2 separate regions of the Mus musculus genome follow, and region 1 is linked to region 2. The links are chromatin loops, found by intact Hi-C in ENCODE. Cell type or tissue: left cerebral cortex. All regions are shown on one strand. Links, peaks and the distances in the headings refer to the core of each region. The heading gives the core; the rest is flanking DNA.

Region 1 (8,361 bases), core at 262-8,261, 44 kb before region 2:
TACACCACACTAGGCACAGACACTCACATAAATAAAAATAAAACCTTAAAATTTGATTTATTTGTTACAAACCTCCTAAAGCTTTTGTCCTACTGTGAGGAATCTAAAGTTCATTGGTTGAGTTGTTGTGTGGCCAAATGTTGCCACTAGGATTATATTACACTACGTAGATTTAGAGGTTCAGAAAAAAAAGACATATCTGGCAAGAATCTTTTGTCTTGGCACACTTCTTTTATTTCTTGGGTCACTTAATTAGTAGCTTAGAACTGTTAAGTGTTCATGAGCTCATTCTTCGAATGCTCTTACAATATATAAAGTGCTCAGTTGTTTAGATCGCTGGCTGCTCTTCCAGAGGACCCACGCTCAGTTTGAGGCACCCGTATGGTGGCTCACAACTGTCTGTAACTCCAGTTCAGCAGACATACATACACAGTGCACAGATAAACATGGAGATATAAAACATGAATAATTATATTGAAAATAGATTATTACTTGGTCTGTTACTGAGATGACTCATCAGCTTTTGGCCTGCTATTCTGTGTTAACAAACCTGGTCTCGAATGACATCACTGTGACAGGAAAAGCGTCCTGGGTGATGATTGTACATGGCAGCACCCTTAACACAAAAGCTTCCCTGATACCCAGAGGCTTCCTGACCCTTCACAAAGGCTGTCAGTGTGGTCCATCCCTCTCTGCTGTTCACCAGGAGTGAAGAGAAGTGCCTGGTCCGAAGTGGCCTCGTGCAGCTCATGGACCGACTCTGCAGCCTGAGCAGCCAGACCGAGTCCAGCTCCAGTGAGAAGCAGACAAAGAAGCAGAAGGTGGCCACCATGGCCTGGGCTGCCTTCCAGGTGTTGGCTAACCGCTGTGTGGAGTGGGAGAAAGAGGAAGGTGAGCAGCCTTCTACTTCCTTTCCACTCCCCATGGGTGTGAGGGTGTGAGGGGAGGTGTTTATTAAACTAATCATCTGGTGGCCTTTGCTGGCTGGCGAGTTCAGGCGACTCTGCCCTGTAGGGATGATGCTGGCTGGTCATTTCCATATAAGTGTTCTTATGGCGCTAACAGTCTCCATGTAAATACTTCTGAGAAATAACTGTGCCTTTGTAGTTTAAAGAGAATATTTTCAAATTCTATTTTCAGTGGGCAATCCAAAGTTAAAAGTTAGCTAAAGGACTCAAGAGTTGAGTCAGTGGTTAAGTGTACCTGTTGCTTTTACAGAGGCCCCAGGTTCGATTCCCAGCACCCACATTTTGACTCACTATATATGTAACTCCAGTCCAAGGGGACCTAAAAGCCTCTTCTCCTCTCCGTGGGCACCAGGCACACACATGATACACACACATACGTGCAAGGGAGATAGTCATATATTTAATGCTGTCATTTTTATTTAATTTTATTTGATTTTTTGAGACAGGATATCTCTGTGTAGCTTGGCTATGATGGAACTCATTCTGTAGACCAGGCTGGCCTCGAACTCAGACATCCACCTATCTCTGCCTCCCTAGTGCTGGGATTAGAGGCGTGCACCACCACTATCGAGCTACACTTAATTTTTTTTTTTTTGGTTTTTCGAGACAGGGTTTCTCTGTATAGCCCTGGCTGTCCTGGAACTCAGTCTGTAGACCAGGCTGGCCTCGAACTCAGAAATCCACCTGCCTCTGCCTCCCAAGTGCTGGGATTAAAGGTGTGCACCACCACGCCCGGCCCTACACTTAATTTTTTAAAAGTTAACTAAACAGTAGTTTTCATCAGTGTTCATGGTCTGTGACCATATCTTGCTTTTGTTTTTGTTAGTTTTTAGTCAGCATCTTACTATATAATCCTGGCTGGCCTAGAATTCACTACATAGACCAAATTATCCTTAAACTCATAGAGATCTACCTGCTTCTGCCTCTTGAGTGCTGGAATTAAGTGTGCCACCTTGCCATAATATTTGTTAGATATATTTATTTATGTGTGTGTATAAGCATATGTGTGATTTTTACTCATTTGTGTATATATGTGTGGATGTGGGAACACTGTAGAAGCCAGAGGACAGCTTGTGGGAGTGAGTTCTTTCCTTTCATCTTGTGGGTCCCAGGGATTGATCTCAAGTTATTGGCCTTGCCAATCATTGTGATTACCCACTGAGCCGATTTGCAAACCCACAATTTGTATTCTAATTCTAAAGAGCCTGTCATACTATAAAGTAGACAGAAGTGGAGTTAAGTCATTGTTCCTTTAAGAACTGTGGGGGGCTAGAAAGTTGACTCAGCAGTTACAAGTGCTTGCTGCTCTTTCAGAGGACAGAGTGCAGTTCCCAGCACCTACATCGGCAACTTACAACCACTGTAACTCCAGCTTCGGTGAATCTCTTCTGACCTGTTTAGCATCTGTACACACATGTACATACATACAGGCACACACATAAGTTAAAATAATAAAATACATGTTTTTTAACAATTACTGTGGTCTGACCAAGCAAATTGGTGAAGAAATAATGGTTGGTGTGGCAGGAGACAGGGTACAATACAAGGTGGTGCCCACTGTATGCTATGGAACAGACTGGCTGGGCTGGACATCCAGCAAAGCTCCTGGGGTGGGGTAGGGGATGTGAGCCAGAGGACTGAAGAGCATAGGTGCAGGTTCATATCTTGGGAAACTCAAGATATGCTGCGCCCTTTACAAAGGACACTTAGGAAGTGAAACTACGGTGACATGGAAATTGGTGTTACTCCTCCATTCTATATGAATTGTAATTCATTCTCAGGAGAAGGTCTCCTCTTAGCACGGAATGTTTATGTGTAGATATTGTCTACTAAGACTAACTGGTTAGTAGAACATTGAAGAAGATAAAATGTGTCCATAGGATGTTTTAATAAAGGCAGGGAGAGTGAGAGGGTGACTTCACCATGCCCACAAGCTGGGGTGCTTCCCTCAGTACTCACTGCCCTTGTGTTCCTCTGTCAACTCTGAAGGTGGCTCCACAGAGGCTGTGCACTCAGGGCTGGCCCGGCAGGTGTCCAGTCTCCTCACCAACCACCTTGCCCGAGCCACTGAGTGCTGTGGCAACCAGGCTGCTGGGAACGACGCCCTGCAGGATGTCCTGAGCCTTCTCAATGACCTCTCCAGGTACGGAAGCCCGGCAGAGCTGATGAGCAACCTGTTTCCTCCCGTGTTGGGAATAACTTTTGCTTCTGTTAGTTTTTGGAACATCTAAGTTCCTAGACCTTTTAACACACTGGTGCTTCAAGAACAATTGTAGAGAATCTAGTCACTGAGACAGCATCTCTAGTCTGAAAATATAAGGATTATCTAGAGGAACAATGCACTGTTGCTTGCACTTGCTGGCATCAGCTGCCAGCCTGGCAAGCATTCCACCACACTTGCATTCAAACCCAAATGTCAGCTACTCAGAGAGTGATGTAGAGAATGAGCCAGGCTGGTGAGTTGAGAACAGCGTGATGTGCACAGAACCCCAGCCGGTCTCAACACCGCACACTCAGAGCCAGACAGGACCTGTAATTACTTTGTTCTTTTGTGCTGTATCCTTAAACAGGAATGATTCTCTGTGGGGTTAATTACCCCACATTCCCATGTCATATACACGACAGTGTGTTCTTTGACTTTTGCTGGCTCAGTAGGTTTGGCTGTGGCAGGTCACCCATGTTGGGGGTTGTAGCACTGTGTGACAGCTTTGCTCTTGGCACAAGTTTTGAGGGCACAGGCATGGAATTGCAAAGCTCCTAGTTCAGAGTTCTAGTTTTTGTCCTCTCTGAAATACTATGAACATGTGAGCTTGAGCTGCCAGAGGTCAGAGAGGATGGGGAAACCCCCCTTCTCTGGTGTTAGGGGTCAGTTTTATGAGCACCTATTAAATATTTGCTGCAGATCGTCACTCCCTGCACACAGAGTCTCAGGTCCATGCTTTCCACCAATGCCCCGCTCGTCCTTTTCTTCTCCATCTTTCAGGAGCCACATAGGGAAAGCCATCTTGAGCCAGCCAGCCTGTGTTTCTAAGCTCCTCTCACTACTGCTAGATCAGCGTCCATCCCCAAAGCTGGTATTGATCATTCTTCAATTGTGCCGGGCTGCTTTGCCTTTGATGAGCGTGGAGGACTGTGGGAATGTAGAGCTCCCGCCCTGGAGCTACTCCGTCCCCTCCCTGAACAGCGAGCAAGAGGACCCCAGTGACCCTGCCTCCAAGATTGCCTCTCTGCTCTTAGCCAAGCTGGCAGACTATGTGGTCCCAGGTGAGGTGTGTCTGCCCGTCCATCAGGATAGTCTGGGAGTTAAGTCCTGCTTGTGGCCGGGCCCCAGATGTGCCTGTGTGTTCTGTGATGGAGAGAGATGGGAAAGGGAGGGGAGCCTCACAAATAGTTCTGCAGTGTTTCTGAATGGGCCTTGATGTTTGCTTTAAGGATGTCAGACGGTTCTCTCTCCAACTGCTTCTGAACCTGACACCACACTGACAAAAACCAGTCCTAAGAATTCCTTAAAAGGAGATAAAGATCCTGGAGAAGAGAGTGAAGCAGTGGATGGCAAGCTCTCCATATTTATCCACAAGCGGGAAGACCAGTCCTCCCATGAGGTCCTCCAGCCACTGCTGAGGTGACTGCAATGACTATGATAGCTGCATGACATCAGAGGCCACCTGTGTCACAGGCACTACGCCAACCCTGTGCTGTGGTCTGCCTCAGTCCTCTTGACAACCCAAGTAGGCACAACCCAAGTAGGAGTCTGCCACTCCTAACTGCAGGCCCGGGCCTCTCGAACCCCAGTGTGAGCCAGCAGAGGTCTCAAGCATGTGGCGAGCCTCTTGTGTCCTGTGGGGTCCGCAGTGACTCGCTGCGAGGAGGACAGTCAGTGCTTCCCTCTGCAAATTCGGCCATGTTACCTTCTCCTTACAAAGAGGTGGGGAGGCCTGCTGTATAGCCCAGGGGCACTTAGATGGCAGAGCAGTCTCTTCCTACAGTGATCTGTGAGCTCATCCTCGTGGGGTGAGTCCCTTATTTGCCGCAATGGCATGTGAAGGCAGGTAGCCTCATCTGAGCGTGGCCACGGTAAGTGTTCAGGTACAAGCCGCCGCTGCATCACTGATATAGTGACACTCATTCTGAGGAGAGGGCACTGGATTCTTAGGATTGGGAGTCGGGCCTTCCCTGCAGGCCCTGCAGGCCCCGAATGCATGCTGTTGTTGAGCCTCCTGACAGACTGGTATAGTATTCAGAAGTCCTCCTGTATACCAGGGCCCTAGCCACAGCTGCCTTCAGGGTGTTGTGTTTGCCCTGTTCTTTTGTTTGTGCTTCATTTTCATGTAGGTGTTTAATATCAGAATTCTTTTGTTTTGTTTTCCAAGACAGGGTTTCTCTCTGTAGCAGCCTTGGCTGTCCTGGAACTCACTCTGTAGACCAGGCTGAGACTCACAGATATCCACCTGCCTTTGCCTCCTGAGTGCTAATGTCAGAATTCTTACAAGCAGACATCATGGGGCTGGAGACATAGCTTAGTGCTTAAGAGCACTGCTGTTCTTCCAAAGAACCAGGGTTCAGGTCCTAGGACCTACATGGCAGCTCACAGCTGTCTATAACTCCAATTCCAGGGGTCTAAGACCCTCGCACATACATGCATGCAGGCAAAACACCAATGCACATTAAAATAAATCAAAATCATTTAAGAAAACAGCAGAAGCCGGGCAGTGGTGGCGCATGCCTTTAACCCTGTCTTGAAAAAAAAGCAAAGCAAAGCAAAGCAAAGCAACAGACTTTGTTTTAGGTCCTTAAATGTCTATAATTATAAAAAAAGTTATTTTTTTAAAGGGAGATTTTATTTTATTTTATTTTATCTCATTTTAATTGGGTCTTTCTGTGTAGCCCTGGCTGGCCTGGAATTCATTATGTAGACCAGGCTGGCCTCAAACTCAGAAATCTGCCTGCCTCTGCTTCCCAAGTCTTGGGATTAAAGGCGTGTGCCACCACTGTCCAGCCAAAAAAGGGATATTTTTTAAAAGATGGATTTTAAAAGCTACTTTTAGATCCAGCAAGATGGCTCAGCAATAAAACTCATTGCCACTAAGCCCGGTGACCTGAGTTTCATCTCCAGAACCTTCTTGGTAGAAGGGGAGAACCGACTCCCATAAGCTGTACTCAGATGTCTGCATCCACGTTGCAGTGCATGCAGACATGCACACACTAAAGCCAGGTTTAGCGCTATACAGGGCCTGCACATGACTTGGTTACTTGGTGACACAGGCCCCTTGTCACATTCCCCTGCAGTGGCTCACCTTCTCTGCCTTCCTTTTTGCAGTAGCTCAGAAGGACGGCCCTTTCGACTCGGCACTGGTGCCAACATGGAAAAAGTTGTGAAGATGGATCGAGACATGACCAAGGTAACCACACGGCGGAAAATGACACACACACCTTTGCCACACTTTGGAACTTCCAGAAGAATTCAGGGGGGTTTGTTTTGTTTTTATTTTTAAGAAATTGCTTTTTAAAAAATTGATTCAGTTGGATTTGTTAGCATGACCTGTAGTCCCAGCTGAACTGAAGCTCAGACTTACTATGTAGACAAGAGTGATTTCCAAATTCTGATCCCACTGCCTCCGCTTGCCATGAGCTGGGGTTACAGATGTGTCCCTGGTGTATGCGGTGCTGGGGACTGAGCCCACAGCCTCACGCATGCTTGGTAAGCACGTTCCAACTGAGCCGCATTCCTCAGAAAAGGACTCAGATTCCACCTACGATTTTTTCTTAGCCCTTTAAAGAAATGTTTATAGTCTTAAAATCATTTGGAAATTAAAAGGGTGAAAGGCTGCTAGGAGAATAACACTCAAGAATTACCAGGGCTGAGGGTGTGGCTCGGTTGGCAGAGCGCTTGCCCTGCGTTTAGTCCCCAGCATTTTATAACCCAAGAGTGGTGACATGTACCCATGCTCCCCATGCTCGAGAGGTTAAGGAGGTAAGAGAATCCAAAGTCAAGGTTTTCCACCACTATATCTCAGTCTGAAACTAACCTGGCATGCATGAGACTCTAAAAAAAACAGACAAAAGGAATTATAGACAGAAGATCATAAAGGTATAAAATATGTTCATATTCACAACTCATTAAAGGAATAAAAGCAGCAGTGATGAACAGTTTTTTAAACCTGCATTTTCACAATCAGGTATGGTTATGAGAGATGTAGTCCTTATTATTATCAAGTGTGGGTGAATGCATATCTCAAAGTCCAGGGTGAAACATACAGTGATGTGTGCGCCTTTTATCCCAGCACTCAGGAGGCAGATGCAGGCAAGCTCAGAGTTCCTGGATTACCAAGGCTACATAGTGAGGTCACAGCATGTTCTTTGGATTTATGTGAAAACCAAGCAGAACATTATGTATCTAAAAATAAGGGATAGCTAAAGACATTAACACACTTGACTAGTGAGATGCCAGGCATCTAGAAGCAAAGTCTAAAACCATTTCAGCAGATTGTGATCTGTGTGTAGAGTCAGACACTGTAATCACAAATCCCTGTAGATTACAGGGATGAAATGTACAGAATTCAGAGTGTAGGGGAATTGTAACGTGTGCATGTTTTATGTGGTTTATGGGGATGGGGGAGAGATCTGAGAGGTCCGAGCTGGAAGAATGAATGAGCAATGCAGGTGTCTAACCAACCCCAGGGTGGCTGCTGTGAAGTGATCACAGAAGAGGCCTCAGCCGCCCTCAGGAAAGCAACCAAGTGGGCACAGTCGGGCCTCATTGTCAGTGTCGGACCACCAGTGGAATCCATCAACCCAGAGACTGTGAGTGGGCTGTCCACAGGTGACAAGAAGAAAACTGCCCAAACCTCCATCTGCCGAGAAAGAAACTCTGAACTGGCCAGGTGAGTCTCTCAGGGTGCTCCCCTGGTGGTTGTCTTCCAGACACACTGCAGAATAGTTTGTTAGTAGGGTTTGAATCTATACCATCCCTTGACCTGCTGAAAATAAGCAGGGGCAAGAACTACTCAGTGTTGTAGAGGCTGCTTCCAAACACTGCCTAGGACTGCTCCAGGGGAGAGCCTCAGAGGCAGTGCTGAGGCTGAGTGGGACCCTAGGGAGTTGATCCCAGCCAAGTGAACACGGCAGCTAAAGGGGCCTTCTGATGTCAGTGAGCTGCTTGCACATAGTGTTTGCTTCTCCAGTCTCTTACCCAGGGGTAGAGTCAAGGGCAGTGTTGCCTGGATGGAGCTTATGGTGCTGTGCACCTGCAGGGAGTAACAGCTGCAATCTGTGACTTTGATCCCCGAGGTTTCTGTGCTAAGACCCTTGGGGTCCATTGTTCCAGGGTGTGCTAGTCAGCATTCCCTAACTTATTTAGCTCTGGGTTGGAGGGTCAGGGGACTGCATTGTCCCA
Region 2 (8,361 bases), core at 73-8,072:
AGTCCCCTTTCCAAAGTATTCCATATTTGAATTTTCATGTATGTTTACTATAATTTTCTTAAGGTGGAGTCTCGAGGCTATCAAGGTCAGCGGTGCATTCCTTGTGAGTGTACACAGAACCAAGAGTTCAAGGTTACTGCACAGTGTGTCCAACCTAGTCTGTGTGAGGACCTGTTTCAAACACACAAAGACAGGCTCTTACTCTAAAACCCCAGCTAGACTCAGACACACTCAGACTGCCCTGCGTCAACTCAGGGATCACAGGCATTGGCTGCCATGCCTAGCTTTAGTTTATGACTCAGACCCTCACTGTTCTGATAGCCCTTGCTCAGGGTGTCTAGAGAAGTCGTGTGAGTGACCAAAGCAATCCTCCACCCTTTCCTTAACCAGCTGTGTGCAGATGGCCCTGTCCTGCACTCAGAGCTGTCTGTCCATCTGTGTCCTGCTCAGCACTGCTGCTCCATGGTCTCTTGGGAGCATAGAGAGTGGGAGTAGAACTGAGAACCTGAGCTTGTGAGTTCACTCAGTCCGACTTAATCTAGGTAGCTAGTCTTGTACTGGCTGCTTCATCAGACAGTGCCACTCTGCATATATAGGAAATGACTGAAAAGACTCTCAGGAGCCCTCACACTTTAAAGTGTTGATGTGTCTTTAGAGTAGACTCGGCCCCGGGTGACTCCCGTGCCTGAGTTGGGGGTGTGAGGTTCTGTGTCTCCTGTTGGAGGCAGTGTGCACATGCCCATCCTAACTTCTGAGCTTTGCTCTGTAGCAGGACTGCACTAAGTGAGAAGAAGCCGACTGTGAAGCCAAAATCACCTGAGAAGAGCAAACCAGACGAAAAGGATCCAGAGAAGTCACCCACCAAAAAGCAAGAAGGTACATCAGTGGCCGGAGAGCCGGCTTCCACTCTGGGGACAGCAGCCCATTCTAGGACAGGCCACCCACTGAGATGACCCAACTCTTTATGGTCCCTTCTTCTCTGAGGCTTAGTTGAGACAGGACAGTGATGGCCATCAGCTTAAGGGAGGTAAAAATAAGGTGTGTCCTGTGGGTTGTTACAGCTGAAACATAAAGAGTTGGAAATCTGCTCCAGGCACTTCCCTGAATGGTGAACCAATGAGGGGCTCTAAGACAGCAGAGACAGGGGAAGCTGTATGTGCTGTACAATTGTTTTGTCAGCCTTGTGCTTCCGAGACTTGGGGAACTAGGGAGGTGGAAAGTCATGGCAGAGCCTGCATGGCAGGCTGAGTGCGGAGGCTGCGTCATACTCTGGCTGAACTGGGGACAGCAAGAGCACCCTGGGAGCACAGGGAGGGGCGCTAGGTAGAGCCACAGCGTGCAGGCTTCCCACCCGTGACAGTGCATGCTTTTCCTTCCCTCACTGACTGCATGCAATGCTGCGCCATCAGTTCCTGAGGAAAAGTACCTAACTCTGGAAGGATTTCACAAATTTGTCATTGACCGAGCCAAGCAAGACATCCGCAGTGTCTGGAGGGCAATCCTATCCTGTGGTTATGATCTTCACTTTGAGAGGTGAGAGAGACACTGTCCGTCCTGTAGGTTGAGTCCTGGTTTTGACTGGAAAATGTCTTAGCTGTGGTTCTGCTGGGAGATTACAGGTGGGCACCAACAACCGGCTCTCTGTTTTCCTTAAAAGCACATCAGGCCTGCTGTCTTGGGGCCCATTTGTATGGGTTCATTTAGCTTTAATGACTTCTGTAGTTATCATGATTCCCCAAATGCTGTCAGACTGCACTTGTGCACATGATTTGGTCCATGACCAGGACACTGCTTATTCTAGAGTCTTCTTCAGATTTCTTCTGCTCTCCATTGCCCTCCGGCCTAGGAAGGACCCAGCAAGGCAGGGGTCGCCAGCTTCCCAGGGCCCACTCCTGTCCACCGATAAATCTCAGGCAGGCAAGGAGCATGCAGAACTAAGGAAGTCAGCACTCTTAATCACACAGGTGCCCCAGCCTTGTCTGTAGTTGGGCTCGCTGAGTCAGAAAGGAGGAGGTATCCAATACAGACTTTCTGAGAAATCGTATTTCAGACACTTACTTGGCCAAAGAGATCCATGATCGCAGGGTGCACTTCCCTGGGTGAGGATTATTCATTGCATTTGGAACATGCTGACCCCTGTCAGTTAGCCAAATGTGGGAAACCCAACCCCATCATTTGTGGTCCTAGGAGACTATGTTTGCACTCTGCCCTGATTTGAGATTCCACTTACTTATTGTAGACATTAATTAGCTTAGAGACTCTTTCTGGACTAAGAGCTGTAGTCTTCAGTGGGAGGGGACCTACAGGGCCATCAGTGGAATCTGTAGAGTGTTCCTGTGTGTGGCAGTGGGAGGAGTCCCCCCTCCTCATCACAGACTTCTCTAAGGGCAGCCATAGGTGACACCAGGTCAGCTCACCAAGTGGGGCTGTGCAAGAACTCACCAGTGAGAAGGGACTTGTATGTCTGAGACCCTAGTGTACGGCCGAGCTGGCCTCCAGTGTGAAGAGAGCGGTGCTACACCCTCCTTTCCCCTCCTAAGATGCTGTGGCCACCTGCACACATGGCTTCTGGCCACTGGGCAGCTCAGCCTTTCCCACCTCAAAGCTCTGGGTTTGTGGGAGAAGGATGTGCGTACTGACCACATAGCTGTTCTGTTGATTACAGCAGTAAACAGGAGACCCTGTGGCTGTGCTCAGGAACCGACTCTCCCCATATGCTTTAGAGGTTGGTGTCTTCACCCCTGTTGAAGACATTGCCAGCAGTCTGACTTGTTCAGGTTTTCACACCCTTGATGCTATAGGGGTCCATTGAGGTCATTCTCTTGGTCGCCTAGAGTTCCACTACAAGGTATAGCACAGTTAGGAGCTCTCCCTGTGAGTGGGCATGTAGGTGGTGCTTAGTGTAACTGTAACAATACAGCTTGGTAGGGAATCCCTGGTGAGCACACCTTGCTCTGTCTATCCTAACAGCTGAGTAAGTAAATGGTGGAATGGGGTTGCCCAACTAGGGGAGCCATGTTGGTACCTGGCTGCAGCAGTTGACCAGTACATGGATAAGCTGGGCAACATGCCACCTGCTTCACAGGCAACCTCACATTGAATTCTTGTGACATGGTGCACCAGTACTGTTCTGAGGTCATGTTACGGGTGTACGCTTGCCTCAGGTCGCTGAGTGGGCTCCATGTCACCTGAGGACCCCATTCCTCCACCCGATAAGAGGAAAGCACAGGGCATGTTGGTTTCCAGACTTCCCACAAGGCTCCTCCATGCCCATACCCCTGATCTCATACTTTGAAAGAGCTTTCGCTTTCCCCCCACATCCCTAAAGGACTCTCCCTGTCATGCCTCAGGTGTGCCTGCATTGATGTTCGACATGCACAGAAGGCCTCCAGGAAGTGGACCCTGGAGATGGATGTGGCTCTCGTGCAATACATCAACCGGCTGTGTCGCCATCTTGCTATCACACCAGCACGGCTCCATCCTCATGAGGTGTACCTTGACCCAGCGGATGCTGCTGACCCCAGGATGGCCTGCCTCTCAAGTATGTGGCCTCTAGGGGTTCCCTCACCATGCTGCAGAAATACTTATGGCTCTCCATGTGCATCAACTGAAAGGCTGTAGGGGGCTCTTAAACTGGCCACCTTAGTCTGTAGCCTTTGTTTAATGTTCATTAAAACAAACTCAAGGTGGGGTAACAGGTTCAGAGTAGACAGACACCTTCCCGCATGCCCGCCCACTGTGGTCAGGCTGCTGTGAAGTCAGGGGTCAGGTCTCTCTGATCTGCACTTGAAGGAGAGTCCTTCGGGGAGGTCCATTTCTCTTAGAAGCATGGGATGAACAGCAGCAGAGCACTGGAGAGTCCACCCCTCCACGTAGGCAGCATCCTGATAGAGCCATGGCAACGCGGCACACAGGCACCTCAGGGCCACCTCACCTGGCAACAAGGGCAGGATCCTAGCTCTTCTGGTTGCCAGGAGACAAAGATGGGCAAGTTGTCCATGATGGGAGTCTTTTACCAGGGAAAGGGCACAGCTGAAGGGGGCCCGGGAACTAGCTAAAAGGCAATGTACAGTGGTACAGTTTCCTTGTCACTACTGAAGGCAGCTGGATGACAAGCATACCAGGCTCTGCACTGCTTTTGCCACTTCTTATAACTGTAATTATTTCAAAGTTTAAAAAACATGTAGGGTCAAGAATGTATCTGAGGAGTGAGTGTTTCCTGCTATGCAGAAGGCTCTGGGTTCTATAGCCACAAGATTTCCTAAGACCTTATGCATATGCAGCCCTGGCATGGCCTAGGGAGGGCTAGGGCTAGGGCTTGGGAATCCAGGGCCTCGTTCCATACATCTGGCTTCTGTTCCTTAGGAGCCCCTCCCAGGGATAAAGTCCTCTGTGGGAAGCCCCTGATCCCACTCCAGTCATCCTTCCTAGGAACAGACACTTCCTGTTTGTTTGCCTGTCTGGGCTTGGCTGACACTCAGCCTGATCACCTTTTCCCTGCAGATGTGCCTATTGAGAGCTTACGCCTGCGCTTCGCACTGCTCCAGTCTCTCAACACCACACTGGAGACCTTCTTCTTGCCCCTGGTAGAGCTGCGTCAGACACCCATGTATGCACACAGCATCGCGGCCCTGCTGAAGGAGGCCAAAGGTGAGTGCTGACAAGCAGGAAGGCCCCGCCCCTCACAGCCGTCAGGCAGGCCTTCTGTCAAGCTGAAGGATCCCGAAGAGAAGCTATTCAAAAGTAGCCTGAGTTCCAGGACAGCCAGGGCTATACAGAGAAACCCTGTTAGTTTCTCTAACAAACAAACAAACAAACAAACAAACAAAAAAGTAGCCTGAGCTCTGAAAAGAGAAAAAGTGTAAAAATTCAAAGCATTCATTAATAAAGTTGGTGTCATCTCCCCAAGGTGTCCTTAGGAACTAGTTGGTGTAAAGTTGTCTGTTCAGTCCTTGTTTTATACTTGGCATGTCATAGGACAGGAAGGGCAGAGGCAGGTGGAGTCAGGGAATAAGGCAGAGAGGGTGACAGGAAAACACTAACGGCCCCTCTGGTCATTCTGCATGTAAAGGCGCCCTCACACCAAACAAGAGGAGCACTGATAGAAAAGACACCTGTGTTAATTTCCATCCTCCCCATAAGCACACACACAAGCAGATGGCATTTTACATGGTGTGCTTGACCAGACAGCATTCCAAAGGGTTGGGGGATTAGTCTGCATGACCCCCTCTCACCCTCTCAGTTACAGGAGTGACTAGGAGTCAGAAGAAACAACTACATCTTCACCTCTCTGCCATATTTCCTTCTTCAGGGCTGATCTTCTATGACACAAAGGTGACTGTGATGAATCGGGTGCTAAATGCAACTGTACAGAGGACAGCCGACCATGCAGCACCTGAGATCACCTTAGACCCACTGGAAATTGTGGGAGGTAAGGCTGGCTGCATCCTGGGAACTCCGACATGCAGTACTTAGACAAGTGGGCCCTGAAACCCCAGGGACCGGAGAGCGGTGAGGCGCTCCAGCCCTTGCTCATCTGCTCTTCCCTCTGTGCACTAGACTCCTAATGTGCGCCTTCCAGCTCCAGACAGGCAAGCAGAGGTGCTTAGCCCTCCCTGCCCCCACTGTCTTTCCTCTCTGGCTATAGGAGGGGTACAGACACCATTGTAGCTGGTAACAAGCCCTGCTTCTGTAGTTAAGGGCAGGGCTGTTGTGTAGAGCAGGTATGAGTTCTAGAGAAAGAGATCTGGGGTTCCCTGAGTCAGCTGCCCAAGCACCACATATGCACAGCACAAAGCTCGGCCTCTAGACCTTATTACGATCCCTTCTCACTTCCAGGGGAGATCCGAGCTTCTGAAAACTCCTACTTCTGCCAGGCTGCCCGGCAGCTGGCCTCCGTGCCATCTTCTCAGCTCTGTGTGAAGTTGGCCAGTGGCGGCGACCCCACATATGCCTTCAATATCCGCTTCACCGGGGAGGAGGTTCATGGCACCAGTAAGTGGCTCTTGGGCTGAGTGCAAATGCACAGACCCTGGGCGGGATGTGGGGGTGGGGCACAACATGATGATACCCCACTGTCAAGAAGAAAGGCCACAGTCAGGTCTGTAGCATAGTCCTGTCTTCCTAGTCATTGGGAGTCTGAGACAGGAACATTATAAAGTGAAGACCAGTTAGTTTATTTACCCAGAATTAAGTTCCAGGCCAACCTGGGAAATTTCGTGAAATCTTGTTTCCAAATGTAAAAAGTAGAGAAAGGGAGGGCTGGGAGTGGAGAGGGCTCAGGGTGGGAAGAGCTGGGTACATAGGGTGTGGGGAGTATAGAGGGCTCGGGACATAGAGGGGCTGGAGGTATAGGAGGCTGGGCCATAAACTGATAGAAGTGGAGAGGAATAGGGTGTAGGAGCTGGGGAAGCAGAGAACTTAGGGTAGAGGGGTGGGGTATAGAGGCTGGATAACTAGAGAGCACTGGGGGTGTATAATACAAATGACAAGGTAAATGTCCTCCTCATTGTCCTGGGCTACAGAAGTCAGGCTAACCTTCACTGACTCGTCCTGCTCCCAGCCACCATTCCAAGTGTGGGGAACCACACCCTCTTAGGCACATTTGTCCTACTCTTACTGTGACATTGAACAGCCACCCACAAGCCTTTCTCAGCGAGAGGCCCGGCTAAGCCTTTCCCAGCAAGAGGCCCAGCTGAGCAGCTGCTTGAACCCAGTTGCTCCAGTTGCCGGTGAGACAGAGACATTGGGATCCGTCCATTAAAGCCGTACCTGGCATCATGACACACATTGGCAATGGGGAAGATGAGCCGAGATGTCCCTTGGCCCTGCCATTCACTTTGGACCCAGCCACTCAGGACTTTTTTTCCTGTTGTAAGTGGGTGAAGAATGTCCTCTGCCCCCACTTCCCTCTGTTCTGCCCCATGGGCATACAAGCAGCCTTAGTCTGGGAACCCTGTAAACAGAGCCCTGCTCCTATGAGCAGCTGCGTTCCCAGGTGCCAGGCGCAGGCTCCCTGCTCACTGAAGACCAGTCCTCACCACTGCACAGATAGGAACTGGGACAGCAGGAAGCTCGGCATCCTCCCAAGTCAGCCAGGCGCTGCAGCTCCATGCTCTCAGACCTTAACAGTCTGCCCCAGATGGGCCTCCCCAGGGCCCACACCCAGCCTACAGTGTCCTAAATTGCCTGTAGCCTTCTGATCCTTGAATGCCAGCAGAAGCATTTTGAATAGGCGAGACAGAGGAGTCCCAGCAGTCTCTGCAAGGCTGCCACTGTGGCCATCATCATCTGTATTCACTTACCAGGGTCAATTCTGAGAGATAATGGGAGGGAGGAGGCACTGGACAGAAGCAGCCCCCTCTTAACTTGTCAGCCTTCAGGTTCCATTCCTTCCCTGCCCCTCCTCCCATGTGACAGGAGACAGTTAGGCTGGGCACAGGTACCTTTATAGAGAGCTAGGGTCAGCATCTCAGCAGGCTCAACCTCAGGCCTCCATGCAAGACCAGGCGAGGCTTCGGTGCATACACTGTAGGCACTGGTGAGTGCGCTGACCTGTGGTCCCAGCAGACCATGGTGAATGGAGGCAGTGCTCTCCAGGTAACTTTTGGGTCCGTGCTGAGACCTGCCTGTCTGTGTGCTCTGCAGGTGGCTCCTTCCGTCACTTCCTGTGGCAGGTGTGTAAAGAGCTGCAGAGTTCCTCACTGTCGCTGCTCCTGCTGTGTCCCAGCTCTGCAGTCAACAAGAACAAGGTGAGGTAGGGGCTGTGTCCCTGTGGTCCTGCCCCCTCTCGACACACATTTCTGGCCCCAGTGGGACAGCTTTGATGCCCAGCTGACAGAGCATGAGAACTGGGCATGTCTTCACTGCAGCCTCCCTCCTGCCTTGGCACATGCTCGCAGGTGACCTGACCTCTCTCATGCAGGGCAAGTACATCCTGACACCAAGCCCCATCACCTATGGGGAGGAGCAGCTGCTACACTTCTTAGGCCAGCTGCTGGGGATCGCCATTCGTGCAGATGTGCCTCTCCCCCTGGACCTGCTGCCCTCCTTCTGGAAGACGCTGGTTGGCGAGCCTCTCGACCCTGACCAGGACCTGCAGGAAGCAGACATCCTCACCTACAATTATGTCAAGAAGTTTGAGAGTGTGAGTGACACCAGGGCCGGCCCCAGGGTCATCTGGGCCAGTACTCCGTGAGGACCCACACTTCCTTCCAGGGAAGAGGGCCTGGGACCCTCCACAGAAGGCTTGTTTCAGGGCCTAGCCTCTGCCATCCCATGTAACTGACAAAAGCAGAGGCTGCTGCTGCCACCCTAGGATGGCATGTCTATAACCACCATATATAACCATGTCCACAGCCA

The links. A loop is a pair of places that touch in the nucleus more often than their neighbours do. Peaks named below come from ENCODE experiments on the same cell type or tissue, not always from the same donor. Only the 100,000 strongest peaks of a DNase experiment are listed, where the experiment ranks them.
Region 1: it touches region 2 in a loop (2.0-fold over the local background); 2 of 42 quality-filtered maps call a loop at or near these places.

Annotation. Positions count from the first base shown.
Region 1 is chr5:121,310,917-121,319,277 of GRCm38, forward strand. It overlaps Hectd4 (HECT domain E3 ubiquitin protein ligase 4), which reads left to right. Exons shown (of 76, transcript NM_181421.4): 34 at 707-891; 35 at 2,958-3,111; 36 at 3,952-4,232; 37 at 4,401-4,590; 38 at 6,286-6,367; 39 at 7,647-7,849. Among named protein-coding and RNA genes, the nearest start is that of Gm52784, 32 kb to the left of the region's middle. In left cerebral cortex, for the core only: no CTCF peak of the experiment used is centred there; a DNase peak (open chromatin) is centred at 3,369.
Region 2 is chr5:121,354,794-121,363,154 of GRCm38, forward strand. It overlaps Hectd4 (HECT domain E3 ubiquitin protein ligase 4), which reads left to right. Exons shown (of 76, transcript NM_181421.4): 65 at 770-876; 66 at 1,410-1,533; 67 at 3,351-3,541; 68 at 4,504-4,650; 69 at 5,312-5,431; 70 at 5,839-5,994; 71 at 7,648-7,751; 72 at 7,925-8,146. It overlaps Gm24671 (a small nuclear RNA gene), which reads left to right and starts at 2,051; the gene lies at 2,051-2,212. In left cerebral cortex, for the core only: a CTCF peak has its summit at 5,013; a DNase peak (open chromatin) is centred at 7,113.